Regions from separate parts of the Mus musculus genome. Here all the other regions are linked to region 2. Evidence: chromatin loops called from intact Hi-C (ENCODE). Cell type or tissue: left cerebral cortex. All regions are shown on one strand. Links, peaks and the distances in the headings refer to the core of each region. The heading gives the core; the rest is flanking DNA.

Region 1 (5,747 bases), core at 1-5,000, 180 kb before region 2:
AGTGCATCAGGGCAGCTGATTAAAAATTTATTTATTTCTATTGTCATTCAAAACTTGGAAAAAATCCTGTCCCTTCACACTGTACCCTGGGGTAGTTTGCAGTGTCCGGAGACGTTTTTGATTGTTGTGATCAGGGAGAAAAACGCTACCGGCAGCAGACAGACTGCTACAACGCACAGGGCAGACGTCATGACAAAGAATTACAAAGATCAAAATGCCGAAAGTGCAGGGGCTGAGAAACATTGTTACAGATTATGACTGTCTGAGTTATTGAGAAGGTGAGGGACTGTTGGGGTTATACTAGTCTCATCCTTGCTATAAGCCTCTGTCAAGACTCCGGGAATCAAAGCCATACTCCCTTTAGTTTAAAGGTGGGTTGGAAAGGGAATGTGTTTGCAGTATTAAGTAATTAATCAAAAATTGAATATTAGTTTTAGCCCCTGTAGATATAAGGCCCTGACCTCTGAGTGACACGAGATTTATGTTATTGGATCACAGGGTGTTACATATTAAATTTAAAACATTAGGCTGTTTAACCTGAATGCAGGGACTTCAGCCAAATTGCTTCCATGTATTTGTGCAGACACGGCTAATGAACACTGCATTGATGCTGTTTCCTCGGACCCCAGCTGCCTTTCCAAGGCCTCCATTCACTTCCTGCATTGGTAGCACGTGAGGCTCCCCCACCACTCACTTCAGCTGTTTTTGTTTGTTTTGCTGTTGATGTTGCTGCTTTGCTGGTTGCTCACAGATGCGATGCAGCACCTTAGGTAGCCCCCTGGTGGCCCCCACGTTTTTTTCTGAAATCTCAAACAGGTGAGTGGCAAGCCTCACTTGATCTAAGAAGGGCCTGAGCCCTGGGAATATACACACTGGCTCACTCTAACTCTTAAGCCTGTCCCTTGGTGAGAAGGAGTAGTTATTCTCATGTAACCTGCAAGGAAGCTGCTGGCCTCTGTTTACCCTCAATGCTAAGGCTCTTTGTATGTCTCACCTAAAATGTAAAAGATGAAAGGATTAGAGACGCAAGTGCCATTTGAACAAGGACATATTCCGTGGTTAACTCCTTTGTGACCCCCTTGGCTTCATCTCTCTGGGAAACTGCAAAGGGTCTGAACGTTAACTCCTGAAGTGGAGTAGCCAGTTCTCTGGCTTCGATAGTGCTGCCGCCGCCACCACAGCAGCAGCAGCACGATCCGGATCTCTCTAGTCATGCCTCTCATTTCTTCATAAGCACAGTGAGTTCTCCATCATGCCCATTGCTGCTCATAGGTGCCTTCACCCATATAGGGGAAGGGAGACTCTGCTGGGCCACCACCAGTTCACTTGCAGAATTAAGACAGTGGAGCCTCACCCTTATCTGAGCGATTACAATGCAGACCTTTTAGACCGATTCTCCTTTTTTGGTGAAAGCTCATGTCTGGGAGAAGAAAATCAAGTATTGCATTAAGAAAAAAAGGAATGGGGGGTGCGTAGAGGACAAGACTCTTCTAGTCCTCCCACCTCATCCATCTTACGAAGTAGGTAAATCTCACAAGGCCTTGGAATGTTGGACTTAAAAAAATATTTGGCTATTTACAGTCTAAGCTGTGGTTGGGACAATGAGATGCTAAAAATTATTTTAAGAGGGCATTAAAAGCTTTAGCAGTGGGTAACCCTGGGAAGATGAACCTTCATCATCTCTAGAGGGAAAAAACGCAAAGAGAGGCTCAGTTTCAGAAATTGTCACTTGGGAGAGAAGGCCTCACTCCTACCACCAACCAATGGATCAGTCAAACCAGCAACTCTTTGCAGTGCAATAAAATCACGTTTACATTCTGTTTTACAATCAGAGAAGATCTTATTTGGTGGTCGTTTAGCTTTTAGAACAAGCGGAGTGGGTTTTTTTTTTCCAAATGCCTATTAACTCACCACAGTGGTAAAACATGAGAAGCAGACGCGCTAGAATGAGGAAGATTAACGATCTCTGCAGAGCTGGGAAGAATATTTCTCAATTCATATAGATGGAATTTATCATCATCTCCTCTGAAGACGGCATGATTTGCCCACTTTCGAAAGGCCTATCTGTTTCAATACTTCCTAAAGATGTAATTTTTCACTTTTCACTTGGACTAAGACAAGAATGCCAAGTCTGTAAGCAGAGAATTAGGAGTCAGTGGGTGGGCGTGGGGAGCCTAGTTATGGCAGCAGATATAGGCATCCATTCATAAAGAAGAACTGCCCTTTGGAGTAGCGGAGGGTCTGTTGTAACAGAGTTTGGAAAGAAGCGTGTATCAGGGAGGAGGGAGTCAAAGTTATAAAAGGAAAATATTTTCTAGCATCTATTATTAAATAGGCCTGATCTGCATTTAAGTTAGGGCTTTGTAAGCTGCGGTCATAACTGCGTTTTTTCCCAGCTCCAAACTACAGAAACCCCTGACCCCGAAGCAAAACAACAAAAAGAGAGACAGAATGCTGTTTTGTGCCCAGCCAGTCCAACTGCAACCTTCCGCGTCACCGCTAGTTGTCACTTCGCTCCCAGACGGGAGACCCGGGGTTTCCAGCACTGCGGTTTGAGAGAATGCGGTCCCAATTAAACTAAAAAACTCACAAAGCTTCCCCTTAAGTCCTCAGTCGAGTGAAGGGTAACGAGCAGAGGGGCTAGGGGGCTGGGGCCCCAATTTTGCGGGGAGTGCAGTAAGCAGACAGACTGCAAAGAACAGGCAAACCGCTGCCGGAGCAACCAGGAGCAGCCACTGTCTGGGACCTACACGCACCAGCCAGACACCCTGCGGGTGGGGGGTGGGGGAAGGAGAGGGATGGAAGGGCCTTCAGCACACAGCACCCCCTCCCCAATTGATGAAGCCGCGGCAGAGTCAGCCTCCCTACTCCTCCTGAACCCCTATTGCACCATAAGGATAGTGGTCAGTATAGAAAATCGCGTACCTGAAGAATACAATGGTCTCCCAAAGGTAGAATCGCAGAGTATTGAAGCTGTACATCTTCCAGATTCTAGTGCTGTAAAGTCCACGAGTTATGGGGGTGCAAAAATGTTTTCGATGGGCACTTACGAAGCCAGAGAGCGCCACTGGGGATAATAATCCAGATGTTTAAGGGGGCAGGGAGTAGAGGGACGAGGTGTCAGAGCCGGGGGAGAATTGCAGCCAGGCAGCTAAGGTACCGCGGACAGCGGCAGTCGTGCAGGTTCAGCACCACGGAGAGCGTCCAGCCCGGCTGCGGGCGGGAAGAGCGCGGCTGAAGCTCTACTCGCTGGAGGCTCCCTGCGGCGCTGGGAGGCACGTTTGGGGGTGGGTATATTTTCTTCTTTTCTTTCTTTCTTTACTCTTCTTCTTCTTTATTTTTACCCTTATTTTCCTGTCGAGATGGCCAGCTCCATGAAAGGAAGAAATCCGTGGGGATCAGAGCCCTGGCCTCAGACCCTTAGACCCGGCTGGCATCTTCTTTCTGGCCCTGGGCTGGCCCGAGGGGTTTTAGGGGTTGGGGGGGGGGGTGGAGCAGGTGACGGTGCTGGCTTCAGTTAGATGTCGGAGAGTGTGCCAGGCTGGCGCATCGCGACCGAGTCCCGGAATCTCGTTCCCCTGCCTCCGTTCCTGTCTGCTGCCGCCTTGCAGTCCGTGTTCTCTGGTCCCCGACGAATAAGTTGGGATCGCTGCAAGAAAGGTGTCCCATTGCTTGGGGCTGCAGGAGCAAGAGAGCCCACCACAACTTTCAGGGGCTGCTGGGGTCCATGGCTTCCCAGCAGGGCTCAAGAACCCAAGCTTTCACAGGCATCTCCAATTTCTAAGCTCGCCCATCTTCTTCTGGCCAGACTCCCTCAGATCTTCAGACTTTCTTACTGCATTAATTTAACAAACTGGCGGCGTAGAGGATGGTGGGGGCGAGGACCGACGGGAGGGGGTGGAGAGGGGAAAATGGGGGGAAAAACTCCTTAGAAGCTTCAAACCCTCCCACTCGGAGTGTTCATTGGCCCGCAGCTGCGAAAACCATATCTTCTCTCCAGGTTCGGCCAATTGCACGTTAGGCTCTGGCTTGAGTTTAACCCTTGGAGTGCTGGCAGAGACCAGCCTCATGCACTTCCCAGGCCTCAGGGTCTTTTCAGGTCTTCTGTCGCTCCAGAGAGGTCATGGAATTTATCTTTTAAGTCTTTCAAAATCCTTACCATGATTTTTTAAAAAATAGCTGTATGTAAGTAAAACACCATGAGCCTCAGTCCAGATGTGCTCAGGCAGACTCAGTTTATCATTTTTTTCATTAATTCGTTTATTCATTTTACATCCCAATTGCAGCCCCTCTTCTTCCTCTCCTCCAAGTCCCACTCTCACACCCCCTCCTCAGAGAAAGGAATGCCCCTTGTGGGTACCAGCTGGCCCTGACCTATCAAGTCACAGCAGGACTAAGAGCATCCTCTCCTACTGAGGCCAGATAAGGCAGCCCAGTTAGGGGAAGGCAGGGAATGGAGTCAGAGACAGTTCCTGCTGCTCCAATTGTTCAGGGATCCACATGGAACCAAGCTTCACATCTGCTACATGTGTTGAGGGCCTAGGACCAGCCCATGCATGCTCTTTGGTTGGTGGTTCAGTCTTTGTGAACCTCCACAGGCCCAGGTGAGTTGACTCTCTAGGTTTTCTTGTGGTGTCCTTGACTCCTCTGGCTCCCTCAAAATTTCCTTATAGTCTTCCACAGGACTTCCCAAGCTCTGCCTAATGTTTGACCGTGGAGAGCTGCTGCACCTGTTTCCATTTTAAAAGGGTCAATGGAACAAGGTCCCTCAATTTTGTTGAAGCACTGAAGGTATAATATTTGAGCCCAGAAGACTTAAAAAAAAAAAAAAAGGTCTGGTAGATAGAGTAAGTCTCTTTCCAGGATTACTGTGGTCGGGAAATTCAGGATTTTTTTTTTAAAGTTTCTAGGGTTAAGGGAGAGCTGACCTGCCTGACTCTTTTGAAAGAGATAGAAGATACACTCTTCCATTGGAACAGAGGACATTTGATTCACATCACACAGGCTGGAAAAACTGAGCTCCAAATTAATGGAGAAACCAAGGAGTGCATGCATGCATCTTTTTCCTACGGCACTCCTTCCCTAATTCTTCTTCACCTGCCTTTTTCTCTACCTTATCTGACTTTCAGAAATGAGATATACATTTCACAGTTGAGCCCATCTGGAGAGGTAGAGTTAATCAGATTTTCTCCCAGCTAGGGGACTTTAGTGGATTAATAGCCTCTGCAGGATTTTCTGGCCTGCTGGAACTCACTGGGGATTCTGGGGACTCTCCGTTCCAATGCTGCCTAGGGAAGACAGTCCTTCTATTTACCCAGCATATTCAGGAATTCCTTACTTGGGGCAATGGTTCTCTGTTCTCTGCAAGTTCAGGTCTTTTCCCAAGCAAAGCTTCCTTTCCCAGCTCAGGATGAGACTAGCAGAACTTCACTCTCTTGTACTGCAGAAGCAGGTGCCAGAAAGGACTCTTTCATGGCTTTCCTACACCAGGGATCTCCCCCCACCCCCTCTCTCCCTCTCTCTCTGTCTCATTATGTTGTCTTGTCTGGCGTAGAACTTAGTATTGGAGCTAGATATGTAGACCAACCTGGCCTTAAACTCACAGAGGTCTACCTGATTCTGCTCCCTGAATGCTGGGACCAAAACCATGCACTACCATGCCTAGCCTAATGAGTGTGTATACTCCCATGTGTATAATTTGTTTTTGATTTGTCTCCTACATTTATTCTAAGTGAACTTGGAAGAGT
Region 2 (5,759 bases), core at 343-5,342:
GACAGGTCCAGCCTTGAATTCACAGTTCTCCCTCCTCAAAGTACTGAATGCTGGTATTAAGGGATGCATTATCACACTTAGCTTCTATCTACTGAATTCTGCTTCTGTTATGTGGTTTCCTACGGAGGCACAAACATATGTTTGCCTCAGACAGGACACTGATGACAGGCCTAAGCAAGTATCCCACCCAGGTACAGCTTGATAAGCCAGACAGTTATAGAGTATAATATCTGCATCGCCCCAAATCTCATCCCCAGCATGGGTAATAACTCAGGAAAGCTGGATTCCTGGAGTCTCTGAGCTTGACCCTAGACAGCTCAGCTGAACAGTATTTTCTGCTCATGACTATTACTGGTTTTATGATCTTGGAGCCTGTGAGTCTTATAAGTTTCAAGAGTCCTCTGAGCCTTGCAGTATTCAGTGACTCCCTGAATCTTTTTTAAAATTAGATATTTTCTTTATTTACATTTCAAACGTTATCCCCTTTCCTGGTTTCCCCTCTGAAAACCCCCTATCCCATATCCCCTCTCCTTGCTCACCAACCCACCCACTCCTGCTTCCTTGTCCTGGCATTCCCTTACACTGGGGCATCGAGCCTTCACAGGACAAAGGGCCTCTCCTCTCACCGATGTCCAACAAGGCCATCCTCTGCTACATATGCAGTTGGAGCCATGGGTCCCTTCATGTGTACTCTTTGGTTGGTGGTTTAGTCCCTGGGAGCTCTGGGGGTACTGGTTAGTTCATATTGTTGTTCCTCCTTTGGGGCTGCAACCCCCTTCAGCTCCTTCGATCCTTTCTCTAGCTCCTCCATTGGGGACCTTGTGCTTAGTCCAATGGTTGTCTGAGAGCAATCACCTCTGTATTTGTCAGGCACTGTCAGAGCCTCTCAGGAGATAGCTATATCAGGCTCTTGTCAGCAAGCACTTGTTGGCATCCACAATAGTGTCTGGGTTTGGTAACTGTATATGGGATAGTTTCCCCACCCATGGGAGGAGATACAGAGACTCCCTGAATCTTATGAACATCTCTCTTCCCCCCTAGAGGAAGAGTTCCAGTTGACAAGAAATAACTGAGCTGCAGTGACTGCCATCTGCACCTGGATGGTGTCTTTCCTTCAGTGCCGAGCAGCCTCATGGTCTGGTTTGCTCTTGGCAGCGCCTGGCAGTGACCCTCTGGTCACTTGTTCACCTCCATCCTTGGTCATTGCCGAGATTCTGCAGCTCTGCATGTTTAGCTTCTTGGGAAGGAGGAAACACAGCTGAGTGTGCAGCAAGCTCTAAACTATTACATCAAATCCACTCATGTAAGAGGCAATTGTGCCTTTATTTATAGAAACATGGAATATTGTGAAACACCAGGGACATTAGCAACATCATCTTGCAAAGGAAAGGGACCTCACAAAGCTCACAGAGGTGTTTGTTTCGGGACTCATTGGGGCTAATTCTGTCCTGGAGGAGAGAGGGAGTCAGCAGGGTCTTGCTGTGGCTCCTTTGCATCTCCCCGGTCTGGGGTGATGTTTTCATTTTGTTTTGTTTTTGTTTTCTGAGGAGTCAGCAGTGGATCTAATTAATGCCATCAAAAGCATGGCATTTAATTAACTAAATAACATGTTGAGCTTAATGATAACACATTTCAGCACCCAGAGGGGAAGCGATGGTCTCTGGGGCCATCTCTCCAAGGAGGCCGGTGATTTGATAAAGAGGAAAGAACCTTTCTCAAGAGCATCAGAGATCCTTAGGGAAGTGGTCAGGGGAGGCACAGCCTCATAGCCACCAGGAAGCATGCTCTTTTCTTCCAGACTTTGAGTGGGGAGATCAAGAGTATCAGAAGATCCAGTTGGAGGGACGAGTGTGTGTGTGTGTGTGTGTGTGTGTGTGTGTGTGTGTGTGTGTGTGTGTGTATGTGTGTAGAGGCTGACACTGGGTATCTTTTTCTACTACACCTTGTTTGTTTTGAGACAAAGTCTCGTGCTGAATCTGCTAGGCAATAAGTGATAGCGATCCATTTTCCACTTCTGGGATTACAGATGTGTTCCACCAGGCTCAGCTTTTCATGTGACTGCTGGGCATTTGAACCCAGGTCTTAATGCTTGCCCAGCAAATACTTTACTGCCCAAGCCACCTTCTCACCCCAGAATGCACCTTTCAAGCATGGTTGGATATCTACAGGGGTAAACAAATGTGACTATTTTCTCCATCGCTATTCCAATATCTTGGTTCTTTCCAGGTCTGCTGAGAAACCACACAAGCACAATAGAGGTGGGAGGCTGTCTGATGCCAGCCTGCCAGAATCACAGGCTCTTTAAACAGCAGAGGAGTGGAAGTGGGTGCCCTCTTGTGGACACTAGAGAATCCACAGTGATACTCTTGGGACCCTCACCCAAGGGTTTCCAGGCCTTGAGGCCAGAGATGAAGTTTCCCAGTGGAGTTCCCTGGGTTGTTGGGATAAATATTAATGGATCGTTAATTAGAAGGAAAAGTATCAGGTAATAAGAATTCACCGACTCATAGCAGAACTTTGGGACCCTTGAAGGTGGTCTCAAAGACTCAGAAACCCACTCTCAGCTCAGATGCATTTTCTTAGCTTCTCTGAGGGCAAGCTGGATGCATTGGCTCCACATGCTGCACGCCATGAGTTCTATGATTTGGATTTTAGAAAAGAGATAAATAGAGGCTTGAGGAAGTGAAATAATTCATGGGGAATGATGAACTTTAGAAGGGACAGAGCCCCAGATTGTAGGACTTCACTTTCATCTGCCTTCCTCTGCTTTGTTATCTATCTCCCCATGGTGGATTGCCTTTCATCATGACAAAGGTGCCAGCTCTGGGGACAGTGCCCTGAACCACTTTTGTGCTCAGTGTCCTGAGATTATATGGGGTCTACAGGGGTTCACTAACTTGAGAGGGAAGGATTCAGTATAGCGCTGGTGAGATGGCTCAGTAGGTAGTGGTTGGGGCACACTCGTGAGGACCCGAGTCTTGAGACCCAGTACTAATATGAAGAGTCAGGTGTGGTAGTATGTGCCTGCAATCCCAACACTGTGGAGCTAGAGAAAAATCTCTGGAGCTTGCTGGCTAGCCAGCCTAACCAAATTGGCGAATTCCAGGTTCAGTGAGGAACCCTGTCTCAAAAAAGTAAGATAGAGAGGAGCTGGAAAGATGGTTCTGCTGATAAGAGCACTGGCTGCTTTCTCAGGGGATTCCGAGTTCAGTTCTCAGTACCCACAAACACTGACAACTTCAGCTTCAGATTATCTGATGCCCTCTTGTGGCTTCTATAAGTACTCTCTCTCTCTCTCTCTCTCTCTCTCTCTCTCTCTCTCTCTCTCTCTCTCTCTCACACACACACACACACACACACACACACACACACGTAAATAGAATACATAACAATGAATCTTAAAAAGTAAGATGGAGAACAGTTGAGAAGACACACAATGTCAACTTTGTGCATGCACACCCTCACACATGTGCACACACACCTGGACATGTATCGGCACACAGACACAGAACATTGAGTGCAGGGTCTGGCAGTGGTTTTCAGTGCTATTTGTTGTTCCTTTCAGGACTGCACAGTAGTATTTTCTGGTGGCTGGGACAGAGTGGATGCTCAGTCCTATTCACAACTCCTTATTAGTTGAAAGGTGTTACCCATGGTCCTTCAATAAGTTACCCTAACAGGACTATAGGATTGCCCCAACTATTTTGTGTTCAGTTTGAATATGTGTCCCCCACCAAATGAGGCAGCTCTGGAGAGGTAATATTTATATGACCTATGTGTACACTTTAGGAAACAGAACAGCTGGCAGGAAGATGGGGAAGCAGTTGTTTCTGCCCAGAAGGCACCTTGGATGCAGGATATGGCTCTGCTCAGTGTACAGTGGGGTATTATGGCTGGGTAAGATGGGAGTGAGTTTCTGTCACTTCCAATGCAAGGCTTTTTTCCCCTCTGCTCTGGGCATGCAAAAGGGTTTTGAGGATTCAGATGAGTCCTCGGATTGTCTTCACCACACGTGCACATGCATGTGTTTACACATGCACAGCCGTCTGAGGGCTTTTGGTATTCCAGTCACTAGGAGATCGTCACCAGGGAGCCTGGTGTTGCTTGCAGCCACATCAGGATGAAGAATGAGCCTGGCTGTCATGGTTGGCTGCTGGTGGCGGTGGGGGTGGGGCAGCTGTCGCGTCTAGATTGAATGCCTGTACCCTTGCATGGAAACTGCTTAGTGTGCATGAAAAGAAGCAGAGAATGCTGGTGAGGGGAAGACAGAGTCAGGGAAAGAGATGAATCCCTCCAGCTGCCTTTGGAATGGTCCGCAGGAAAAGGCAGTCAGTCCCATGAAGAGGGTACCAGCTTCCCCGGACAACATTCCTCCCACTGATGGCTGCAGATAGCCTTCTTCCTTGCCTGGCAATATCATTTTTTTGTATTTTACCAGTTGACTGTTGTTGCAAAGAGAAGGAGACATGGCTGGAAGAAGTGATGGAAGAATTCTGTTAATTGACATAAATGGAAGCTCTGTGGAATAGGGGCATAGGAGGGTTTCTGAATTTGCCCTCAAATGTCTTCTGATAGTTTTGGCTAGAGGTGGCCAATGGGTTTGCATGCCTCTCATGGATGGAATTGTTTTGTCCCCCAGTGTGTTATCTGCCATCAGTTCCAAATGTGAATTCCTGCCTTCTCCAACGTGGCACTGATCTGCCTTCACTCTTGGCGGCTGTCTGTGGGTCACAGAGGGCTCTGTGCTTTAAATAGGTCAAGAATCTTCTCATTCCACACAGCCTCCATCTTGACCCTCCAACAAGGCCAGACCCTGTGACACTTGGTGAATTAATAGTTGGTGACTCTTGATCCAGGTTAACCTCTTCATTCTGGAAGTTGGAGCATTGAGGTTCAGAGAGAGCATATGGTTTACCAGGGTCACACAGCTCTCCTGGGAGATATGTAGTCTCTGTTTATATAATGTTATCTGAAAGGGTTATAGATAACACTTACACACTGTTTCAACTTTCTAGTGAAAAATCTATGTTCCAGCCCCCTTATCCTATCTGTTCACTAGTGGCCTTCTGGGGCCCAAGGAGAAAAGTCTGACTGTGCTCTATTACCAGCTTCTTTTATTCTTCACCCCTTCTACACATTCTTGAAGTTAAGCCTCCCTCTGATCCAATACTAGCTCTGGCTTTAGGGATGGGGGGGGCTAATCACTGGGAGGGGAATTGGAGCCCCTAATTCCTGTACCCTTAAGGGTGCTGGGCCTGAGTCTCCTCAGTCAATAACAGAGAAACATGAATGAATGGAATGCATGTTTTCTTCTTTGCTTGATTTCTTGTGCTTAGCTCAATTTCCCTACTCCCATACAGTCTAACATCCCTGCCTAGGGAATGGTGCTGTCCACAGTGGGCAGAATCGTCCCACATTGATTGACTTACTTGAGACAATCCCTCACAGGCACACTGACAGGTTGATCCAACGTAAGTGGCTTCCTCTGTATCAACACATCTGTTGGGTCTCACCTCTGCAGAGTCTATGGATATGAAGGTTCTTGTGTGTTCTTTCCAACACTTTATTTGTTCTCTGGAGAACTTGCATCCTGTATTTTGACCCAGATGTTATCAGACTACCTGTGCTGGTTGCTGTGGTTTCACTGAACACTGGAACTTGCTTTGCAAGTTGATCTTGCTGCTCTGGGCTCAGCAAACATGCTTTGCATGAAGACCATGTGACAGGTGCTTTAAATTTTGTGAGTCACAGAACCTCTA
Region 3 (5,759 bases), core at 441-5,440, 180 kb after region 2:
TGCTCTCATCTGTGATGGCATGTCAATCTGCGTTTTCCTTGTTCAGGTCCTGTTTAGCTGACCAACTGTTGACATTTCATGCGGGTAGCTTCCCTGAAATAGATTGAAGACACTATCACCCAGGATATGTCCTGGTTGTCTGGCTCTTATACCCACCCCCTTCCCCCACATCTTCCACAATGTTTCATGAGCCCTGGGTAAAGGAGTTGTGTTGTAGATGTATCTAATGGGACTGGGCACCTCATGGTCTGTTCTCTGCATTTTGACCAACTATAGATTTCTGTCATGGTCTCCCTCTACAGCATAAAGACACTTCTTTGATGAAGGATGAGAGCTACTCTTAGCAGTGGGTATGAGGGTAAGTATTTAAACTACATGAGAAATTATACTAGTTCATGGAAATGGAAGCCATAGGTTCTCCTCTAGGATGCTTTTACTAGTCACGGGCAGTTTGCTAGGTTTCTAGTACCAAGCACAGCTCCTTTTCCTTTTTAGTGGGCCTTAAGTCCAGCTAGACAGTTGTTGGTACTCCAGAGTATAAGTGACACTATTGTGAGGATATCCAGCTGAGTCTGGAACTCTGGGCCTGAATGATCTTCTCAAGTAGTCGGCAGTGTTTTAAGATCCTGGATACATTTTAGGATTAGATTTTCATTTTACATAAAAATCATATGATGAAATATAATGAATTATATAGAACTTGTGGATCCTGGATACATTTTAGGATTAGATTTTCATTTTGCATAAAAATCATATGATGAAATATAATGAATTATATAGAACTTGTGTATCCATCTGGGATGGAGTTACGTTATAATGATATACCAGTATGTCTAACCTGTGGACACAGACTTTTATTTAATTAGATTACTTCTGTTTCATCAATCTTATTTTATAGTTTTAGAATAGAAGCTCATTGATGTTTCATATTTCAGCAAGTGTTCCCAGGAGCTGGGTAGCTTTTTAGATTATAAATACTAGATTCTTTTAACTTTAAAATTTTCATTTCAAATGTTATTTGTACATGAAACTATAACCAAACTGTGTGGGTTTTTATTACATCTAGTGACCTTGTTTAATTTATTTGCTAATTCACAGAGTTCATCTGCAGATTCTCTGGGAGCATATAAACAACTATATATATATATAAACACCTAGCTGTGTGTGTATTAAAGTGCCAGCTCTACTTTGTGTCCTCTTCCCAGCTATCCTTATACTACCCCTTCATCTTCTTTATACCAGCTAGAACAAACACAGTATTTTCTGTGTGGTAACAGCGTCCCCTCAGTCTGGACACGTGTCACTCCATCCAACATGAGTCTTCTCCTTGATTTGAAAAGAACTAATGCACTAGTAGCCATTTTCAAGGGTCCTTTATGGCAGGAAGTGATGTTTTAAAAATCTATCTATCTATCTATCTATCTATCTATCTATCTATCTATCTATCTATCTATCTATCTATCTATTGTGTGTGCATATGCGTGTGCACATGCATGTGTTTGTGTGTGTGTGTCTCTGTGTGTGGGTGCTCATGTCTGTGCACCTACCCACCCACACACATGTGTATGGAGAGCCCTCAGAGGCTAGAAGATGATCTTGGATCCTCTGGAACTGGAGTTTCAGGTGGTTTTGCCACCAGACATGGATCCCTGAGCTATCTCTCCAACTCAGGACTAGAAAGAATTACTGTAGATCTCTCCTATTCCAATTAAGAATTCTCCAACTCTTTATCAAGGGTCCAGATAGCACATGTATTTACTAGATTTGTTGGGTGACATGAGTATACTTCTCCTTGGGTGTATAGGGCATAATCGTATAACTCATCAACTGTCATATCCACTCATTATTTGCTGAATAATTATTAACTTTATATCAGTTTATTTGCCAGTACTGACAACTTTATACAGTAACCATTATTGTTTCTTTTGTTATAAATGAGGATTCTGGGAATTTAAAATCACAAACGTGGCCCATGTCAGCCTGTTAGTAACAAGGCTGAGATTTGGGTCTGGGTGGCATGACTTTATAGCTCTTAACTGTACAGACTCCCTCACCTCCATCAACTTGAAATGTACCTCATTGTACCTACTCTGTCCTGAGAAGGGGCAAGTTGAGAAAGGATTTATTTTGCCTTTTGATTTATGAGGATACAGACCAGTGTGGAAGGGAAGACATGGCCAAATTCATGGCAGCAGGATCTTGCAGCTGAGATACTTAACATCTTGATGGCCAGAAAAAGGAAAATACAGACTGGAAATGGGGCTGAGTTGTACATCCTCCTACCCCACTCCCCCATAACCCACTTCTTCCTCCACTGAGACTCTGCCCTCTAAGGACTCCACAGTCTTTCCTAACAGTGCCACCAGCTGGGCACTGGGTGTTCAAGCCTGTGAGGGTACATTTTACATCCAAATCTTAGCACCTCATAAATCCTTGGTGACCAAGCCATAAAAGCTTATCTCCTGTTCCCACAAAAACCTTCAGCTGTTTGAAGACGGCCATTGCCAGCTTTCCTAGTGCTCTCCTAAGTCATATTTGTCCTGTTTCTTTTCTGAGTGTTACCCCCTTAGGCAAGGTGCTCAGAAGATGGTGGTATGTCCCATAGCTTGCTCTGAGTCATTTCAGCGATGCTGTGACAAACCCTATTCCCTTTAGAGCATGTTCTGCAATGGCAACAACTGGGTAGAGATTTTGGAGGTGAGACATCCATTCCAATCCCAGCATACCCTTTTGCTAGCTGTGTGATCTTCAGCAAGTCCTGGAGTGTCCTGCCTCAGTATCTTCATCTCTAAGATACAGAGCCTGGATCCATCCTGCCCAGGATCCTCCTCCAAGACTGGTAGGAGACTCATTTGCTATAATGGATGGGAGTGTGTTAGCAGATGGGCGAGAGCTCTATCAATGTCAGTTATTTTTAGCTGACGCATCCTGGTGTTGACACAACCTGGGTGAGCATTTGTACAGAGATGAGCTGAATTCAGCCCTAAAGAAAGCAAAGGAAAGGGACTGTGGAGGCATCTAGCCAACACGAGGAGATCCTGCATGGATGTGGTGTGCAGGGATATTGGGAAAAGATGGACCTGAATGTTCAGCCCAGGTCTGGGGAAAGTTGCCCTGGTCCACAAGGTCAGTGGGAACCAGGAGCATGGCATCTGATCTGGTGACCCCAGATGCTGGACTCTCCTATTTCTTCCAATGAAATGGTAGTGCAGCCATTTCCCACCTCTCCTCCTCCTATCCCACAAGGCTAATTATTATAAAAATTCTCTGTCATTGCTTTGCAACGGTCCACAGCCTAACTAATTTAAAAATGCAAATGAATGCTAAATTACAGTTAGGTTTAGAGTTGGTTCCCTGCCCACGTACCTAGAGATGGTAGGCGTTATTTCTGTGGTTGGAAATCAATCTTCGGTGCCCCGGGGTGACTTGATAACGGCCAGTGGCACCACTGCTGATGTCACGAGGTGCTGGGCTGATGGAGTTCTGCAGCATGGGGGACTATCAATCTTAACCTGTCTCTGCCTCTGCAGCGGCATACTGCAGCGGCTCTGGGATTTTTCCGGAAGGGGCCCTCCCTCTGCCATCTGTCAGCCCAGGGATGAGCTTGGTTCTAGTGGTTGGGCAGCTCTGCCTTCAGAACACCCCTCCTCACTGTGAGCTTGGAGGCTGAAAGCTGTTTGGTGATTATGCTGAGGATGAGGCACAGGGATTGCTGTCAGTAAATGGAGTGATTAGCATAGTCCAGAGTGCATTGTGATAGGTCAGGGGCTTACCCTGGAAAATGGGCTCATTAGAACTGCAGTCCACAAATGCATTACAAAAACCAGACAGACAGACAGACAACCCCTAGCCTCTTGGTTGGTTTTTTTTGTTTGTTTGTTTTTGTTTTTGTTTGTTTGTTTGTTTAATCATACTGGGGTTTGGAAAAAGCTGTGGCCCAGGGTAAAACAATAGGCTATTGGGTCAGAAAAAAGTCAAAGGAAACTTCTGGGCTAGTAGTGATTTTAACCTTTTCTGTGCAGTAGAGTCACCTGGGAAGCACTGAATGTTTGGCTCAAACTAGAAGCCTCACCCTCCATGACGTTTTTCCAATGACTGACGTTAGACCAGACTACAGTGCTGTTTGAAATCTCCAATAGATTCCAGGATGCAGCAAAGTTAGGATCATTGCTCCAGTCAGCCTCTGGACGTCCTGGTGGGAACAGTGTGGCCACAGAGAGGCTATCTCTAAAAGTAGTGAGAGCATAGGAGAGTCAGGGGCTCAGACAGGATAAGAACCAAGACTATTTCACCACTAATGGAGGTTCCTTTTCTGTGTTGAACCATTGGTAACCCCATTCCTCTGAGCTTTGCTTGATCCTGTGACAAAGTGACTCTGGGTGGTCTGGTTTCTTACAGGGCAGCGTCTTACTCTTCTCTTACTCTAGCTAGTGATCCTGAATTTGAGTCCCTGCTGCAGATTCTCCTGCCCCATGTTTCCGAGGTGTACCTTGGCCACCGAGAGAAGAGTGGCTTGGAAGCAGACTGCTCTTTTTAGCACTAGCTCTAAATACAGTTATACAGGGACCAAGAACAATAAACGAAACTTCTTCAGCTCCTGTTCCTTCCTCCTGATCCAGTGTGTGGAACCAAATCAAAATGCCTGGCTGAGAATGGAACTGGCTTTCAAACCACAGTCCAGTGCTGGGCAGGAGGACATTGGCAAACACTTGACTTACTAATTGAACAATGTAAACATAAATACTCCACTGCCTTTCCCCTTGCCCCTCTAGCCCCAACATGATTTACTCATTAGTCCTTAATATTTGCTTGTGTGAGAATTTCTGTATAACAGTCTATACCTATTTCTAATCATAGACAATGGGGCAGTAACAACTAGCTTACAGAACAAAATGTCTTATACTGTTCCTACAAATTTAGAATTTGAAAAAAATAGAACTTAAAAAAACTTATCATACATGTCTGTGTTTATTTATGTGCACAGAAAAAATAGAACTTAAAAAACATATCATACATGTGTGTGCTTATTTATGTGCATGCACATGTCACACCACAGTGTGCCTGGGTAGGCCAGAAGGTGACTTGTAGGAGTCAGTTCTTGCCTTCTTCCTTGTTGGTTCTGGGTATCAAAATCAGCTCATCAAGCCTTGTGGAAATCACTGCTACCTTCTAATTCTTCTTGCTGACCCAGAACTTCATTTAGATGAGTATCAATATATATGTATGATGTGTGTCACACAGATGCTATTTGTTTATTTGCAGTGCTGGGTATTGAACATAGGGCCTTGTGTATGGCAAGCAAGTACCTTATCACTGAGTTGAATCAGCCTCATTACATATCTATCTATCTATCTATCTATCTATCTATCTATCTATCTGTCTATCTACCATTTATCTATCTGTGTGTGGTATAAGAAGAACATAAGGGGTGAGATCAACACCAGCCAGTGGTTATGTTACTCTTGGGATTTATCTATACATGAGCTACAATTCCGAGAATATTTTCCATTTGAAAGATATGGTGACATCATTCAACCTCATACCTTAAGTGAGGCACCTATCTACATCTTCTTAGCTGTAATTCAGCAACAAATTGCCTACTTGATAGGGTTTGAACAACATGAGCTTCTGATTCCTGGCTTAGGTAAATGGCAGTGGCTAGGATGAAGGCACAGTCCAGAGAGTCAATGACAGATGTTTATGGACATGTGCTAGGTGGTGCCCTGGATCTGAGGGTTACCCTTTTCTTGAAATAGACA
Region 4 (5,000 bases), core at 1-5,000, 260 kb before region 2:
GTTCCCTGCACATCAGACCCTTTCCTCCTCTTGGCGGCTGTCAGTAACGCTGCTGCAGGCACAGGGCAACAGATGTGTCTCTGAAATCTTTGCTTCATTTTCCAGATGGATATATAGAAGCGGATTGCGGCATCTGAATATAGTTTTCAATAGACGAATGGAGAAAATGACAGAGGATTAGCCCTCAGAATAAGAAAATTGGGCAGAGGAGACAGCTTAGTGGGTAAAGGACTTGCTCGGGTGAGCAGCTGTAACCCCCGTGCTGACGGGGACGGGGAAGATGGATACCCGGAGCTTTGTGGCCAGCCAGACCACCCCAATTGTGAGTTCCAGTTTTACAAATAAAGTGGGGCAGTGATAGAGGGAGGTACCTGGCATCTACTCCTGGCCTCTCTCTGTGTGTGCAAGCATGATAACATACTTCTCCTGGCCCCTCTTCTCCACTTCCTCTTTCCTGGGCCTGCCATCATCCTAGAGCAGACATGTGTCACCTCTGCTCAGCCTGGGTCAGACACGGCTTCTTACCAGTATGCCAGCCAGCAGGCCAGCCGGCTTGGCCCCTCCCCACAGTGCACACATGAGCTGCCTTCCCATCTGAGATGGGGTTTGTATAGTTTTCCCTGGTCTAACTCCGGCTCCTTTCGTGAATTCAGCCTCTCCCAGCAAAGGCTAGACTAGGCACAGATGACAGAGCTGACCAAGTCTTTGTGGCTCCTATTTCTCTACCCACCATTTCTTTTTTCTTTTATTGAATATTTTCTTTATTTACATTTCAAATGTTATCTCCTTTCCAGGTCTTCCCTCCAGGAACCTCCCTATCCCATCCCTCCTCCTCCGCCTCTATGAGAGTGCTCCTTCACCCACCCACCCACTTCCGCCTTCCAGCCCTGGCATTCTCCTACACTGGGGCATTGAACTCCTCAGGCCCAAGGGCCTCTCCTCCTACTGATGTCCAGCAAGGCCATCCCCTGCCACATATGAGGCTGGAGGCATGGGTCCCTCCATGTTTACTATTTGGTTGGTGGTCCAGTTTCCGGGAGCTCTGGGGGTCTGGCCTGTTGACACTGTTGCTCCCTCCATGGGGCTGCAAACCCCCTCAGCTTCTTCAGTTCCTTCCCCAACTCCCCCATCGGGGACCCTGTGCTTAGTCCAGTGGTTGACTGTGAGCATCCACCTCTGTATTTGTCAGGCTCTGGCAGAGCCTTTCAGGAGACAGCCATTTCAGGCTCCCATCAGCAAGCACTTCCCGGCATCTGCAATAGCATCCGGGTTTGGAGACTGTATATGGGTTGGATCCCCAGGTGGGGCAGTCTCTGGATGGCCTTTCCTTTAGTCTCTGCTTCACACTTTGTCTCCATGTTTCCTCCTGTGAGTATTTTACTCCCAAATGGGCTGATTTCTAATGGTTATTAATTACTAATCAGAACCACGCCCACCCAGCCCCCTCTTGCTTGGCTCCGAGGCAAGTACTTTCCGTCTTCACTATCAGAAACACAAGCTTCTATGTGGCAGAGTCTACCCTCTATCTGCCAGTTCCTCTACTTGCCTCAGCAGTAGGACCCCTACCCAGAGTAAAGATAGTAGTTACTAGCTTCCCCTGTAATTAGGTGTGGTCTAAGCTTCAGTCAACATCCCCAGGACTTAGAGAGAACATCTCAGTGGCACGTCTCTGTTGTTCCAAACCTGTTCCATAACCATCATGGTAATTACACACAGACCCATGCCATTCTGTGGCTGGATGACCCAGGAGACCTGGGGGCATTATGGCCGCTTGCACCCACCTGTGTTGTAGTGCTTGGTGCAGTATCTCAGGTCTTTCTCTTCCTTCAGAATAAACTGAGGCAGGGTCAGTCCGTCTGCCACCTGCACAGCTCCTTGCTCCTGCCACTCAAAGATGAGGTCGTTCATGGTATATCCAACTGGGAGAGACCAGAAGAGGGGCTCGGTCAGCGAGAACTCAGCGTTACACTTAGGATTGGAGGCTGGGTGGAGCCCCAGATCATGGTGGAAGTTAGGGGACCCGTTGTCTTTTTTTCTTTACCTCCACAAGAGGTGAAACTTGTTTAAATTAATTCCCCAGCCCTCCCACCTAGGTTTGTCCTGGGGTTCTGCTCCTCACCCCATGGCAAAGAATGATTGACACCAAAGCTTCCCTTTTTTGCTCCCTACAGATTTTCCTCTAGAGAGTGAGTCTGTCACGCATGCTCTTGATGAGAAGAGCAGGTGGCTCAATCAAGACAATCAAGAGTTTTTACCCCAGGACCAACTCTCTTTTATTTTGGGGGACATGGTCTCAGGTAATCCAGGCTAGCCTAAACTCACTATGTAGTTCAGACTCTCTTGAAACTGAAACCCTTCTGTCTCAGCCTCCTGTAGTGTACACCACCTAGCTCTTTCCTAGCTTGTGTGTGTGATATAATGTGAATATGTATTCACGCGGTTAAATGAACATGTGTGTGTAGGCCAGAAGCTGAGAGCTGATGTCGGGTGTGTTCCTCAGTTGTTCCCCACCTTATTTATTTTAGAAAAGATTTTATTGTATTTTTAAATTGTGAGTGTGAGTGTGAGTGTGTGTGTATGTGTGTGTGTGTGTGTGTGTGTATGCCTGTGCATGCCACAACCACGTAGATGGCTTCAGGGACCAGAGGTGTTAGATCTTCCTGGAGCTGGATCTTCAGGAGGAGGTTGTTGCTGGAAACACAGGACCTCTGGAAGAGCAGCTAGTGCTTATAGCTGCTGAGCCATCTCTCCAGGGCCCGCTTTATGTTTTTGAGACAAGGTATCGCACTGAATATGGAGCTAGTTGATTCTGTTAGCTTGGGTGGCAAGTGCCTTCTATCTCTATACCCCTAGCCGTGCCTGGCTTTGACATGGTGCGGGGGGACCCAAACTCAGCATGGCAGGCATTTTACTGGCAGAGCCTTCTCCCCCTGACCCTGTTTCCTGCTTTCAATAATACGCTCCACTAGTTCTCCTTTGCTGGAGTGACCTATGCAGTCAGTTGCCTACCTCTCCTGTTGAAGTGAACACTCTCAGTGATTTCCCTCAGCCATCTCTCTTCATTCCTGGCAGGCACATTCACAAGGGACTTGGCACAGTGCCTCCTCCTGGGAGGATGCAGCTGGTGACAAAGCCTGGCCCCAGAGAGACGGGGGTGGGGGTGGGAGGGAGTTATGCTTCTAATGTATTTTCTCAATGCAAGCCCCTCACTTGGCACGTTGAGTTATAAAAGTACTCTCCTGGGGTCTATCGATTAGGGGATTTCTGCCTGGCAATGGATAAAGGAAGCCTGGCTCCTTAAAAAAAACGATTTGGACTCACAGCTTTCGAGTTGCATGATACACGTCTGTACATCCATCGGGAAATTCTTCAGGTCCATGGGGCAGGCCAGCGTCAGGGTGATTCTGGGAAGAGAAGGGATGGGACTGATGCTGGGACTATAATCAGGGAGTCTGTGCCTCCATACTTGTGCTGGTTGAAATCATTGTTCCAGGGTGGGGACCAGCGACCAGGGACCTGTGCTTATTTCCAAACTCCTGGGGTGGGAAGAGGAGGCTTGTCGATGGAAAAGGGGTGGCCCAAAGTCACCAGTCAGAGGGACTTCTGGGTTTTTTTGGGAGTCATCTTGAATGCTACAGACCCGTTTTTAGCAGGTTGCTAGGGCTCCAGGTTCTGCCCCCACACCCCTCCCTCAGGTTTTCCACAGAGTCCTCAGCCTCAGGAACTCTCAGGCTTCTGCAGTATGTCCTGCACACGGCTCTTGGCTGCTTCCATTCATACACCAGGCCTGTCAGAAGTGAGTCCAGAACTGTCCCCCCACCCCACCTCTGGCTTTTTCCATGCAACTCACTCAAGACTATGAGTTCAGGTAGGGACAGGAAGAAAGTAGTGGGCCAGTTATTTATTTTGGGGGTGTTCAGCCTTATAAAGGCCACAGCCCCAGAGCCAGAGGGAGCCCTTCTGTGACATCCCAGGCTGGTAGCCCAGGCTGTGAAAACAACCTTGAAAGTCTTTGCTAACACCAGAGCTCTGGCAGCAGAGGGGAGTGGAGGGCTCTTAGACAATCAGGCTCTCTCTCCAACAGGTTAGGGACACATATGTAGAAAAGGATGGGCTGGGTCTGTGCTAAAGTCACATGGAACTAGCTTTTGCATGCTGAGTCCATTGTGCTAAAGTCACATAGAACTAGCTTTTGCATGCTGAGTCCTTTGGCTCTGGGGTTGGGTGATGTGCTATCGGTTCCTGCTGTCCCGAGGCCAGTCCCTCTCTCTTCCTTGAGGTACTCAGATGGGGATGTTTCCATAGAACATAGCTACTGCCACCTCAGCTGCACACCTGGTCCCTTGGGAGTTTCCCTTTCCAGTTCATACCTCCAGTGTGTGTACTCCTCTCTAAGGAGAGGACAGAAGCAGGAGGGGGATGGGAGGAGGAGGGGCGAGAACGGGGGAGTGAAAGGAAAACCAGCTGGCCCATTTCTGAAGATAAAAGCTCTGAAGTGGGGCAGCTGTCAGGATGGGTTAATTTCCAGATGCTGAGTGTCCTTGGGACCATCACTTTCTGCTGACCTGTCCTTCTGTCAGCTTACACTGGGACTTGGTTTTCTGGGAGACATGAAACTGTCCTGGCAGCAGTGAATTCCAGGCAGAGGTGACCCTCCCTCCAGCAGCCCACCAGGACCTTGGTGGCTGACTCCTTGTCCTTCTTCCTCTAGATGTGGCTGGTAGGATGGACGCAATCAGCAGAGCTTCTGCTGCCCCTCAGAGGAGAGGGTCCCACGTCCCTTCCGTACAGTGGTGACGGTTCCTCGTCCCTTCCCGACAGCCTGTAGAGGCCTGAGCCCAGTTGTCTCTGAAGGTCAGGATCAGCCCAGCCTTCTCACTTTCTGCCCTGCCCCATCTTGGATATTTAAGGCTCCTATCTGAATGGGAGATAAGACTTCTCCCTCAATGAGGAGCTGAAGGTGAGAGATACGTCCATTTAGCATTCTGAAGTTCTTTAAA

What was found. Peaks named below come from ENCODE experiments on the same cell type or tissue, not always from the same donor. Only the 100,000 strongest peaks of a DNase experiment are listed, where the experiment ranks them.
Region 1: a loop joins it to region 2, with 2.0 times the contacts of the local background. A loop is called at or near these places in 3 of 42 quality-filtered maps.
Region 3: a loop joins it to region 2, with 1.9 times the contacts of the local background. A loop is called at or near these places in 3 of 42 quality-filtered maps.
Region 4: a loop joins it to region 2, with 2.3 times the contacts of the local background. A loop is called at or near these places in 2 of 42 quality-filtered maps.

The regions. Positions count from the first base shown.
Region 1 is chr11:55,604,753-55,610,499 of GRCm38, forward strand. Glra1 (glycine receptor, alpha 1 subunit) reads right to left here and starts at 3,446. Exons shown (of 9, transcript NM_020492.4): 1 at 2,926-3,446. The coding sequence starts at 2,981. It overlaps Gm51862 (a long non-coding RNA gene), which reads left to right. Exons shown (of 3, transcript XR_003949554.1): 3 at 584-1,488. In left cerebral cortex, for the core only: a CTCF peak has its summit at 2,497; DNase peaks (open chromatin) are centred at 2,545, 3,108, 3,616 and 3,898; H3K4me3 peaks cover 1,391 bases.
Region 2 is chr11:55,787,529-55,793,287 of GRCm38, forward strand. The region is part of intron 1 of LOC105244170 (a long non-coding RNA gene); the gene reads left to right. Among named protein-coding and RNA genes, the nearest start is that of Glra1, 180 kb to the left of the region's middle. In left cerebral cortex, for the core only: a CTCF peak has its summit at 2,340 (motif pointing left); DNase peaks (open chromatin) are centred at 2,286 and 4,076.
Region 3 is chr11:55,971,102-55,976,860 of GRCm38, forward strand. It overlaps LOC115485826 (a long non-coding RNA gene), which reads left to right. Exons shown (of 8, transcript XR_879866.3): 1 at 1-358. Among named protein-coding and RNA genes, the nearest start is that of Nmur2, 67 kb to the right of the region's middle. In left cerebral cortex, for the core only: a CTCF peak has its summit at 2,365 (motif pointing left); DNase peaks (open chromatin) are centred at 2,429, 2,947 and 3,577; H3K4me3 peaks cover 497 bases; H3K27ac peaks cover 261 bases.
Region 4 is chr11:55,530,503-55,535,502 of GRCm38, forward strand. Glra1 (glycine receptor, alpha 1 subunit) reads right to left here. Exons shown (of 9, transcript NM_020492.4): 5 at 3,322-3,404; 6 at 1,782-1,919. Gm12236 (a long non-coding RNA gene) reads left to right here. Exons shown (of 4, transcript XR_001780216.2): 3 at 4,712-4,854. Among named protein-coding and RNA genes, the nearest start is that of Gm12236, 18 kb to the left of the region's middle. In left cerebral cortex, for the core only: no CTCF peak of the experiment used is centred there; DNase peaks (open chromatin) are centred at 3,094 and 3,607.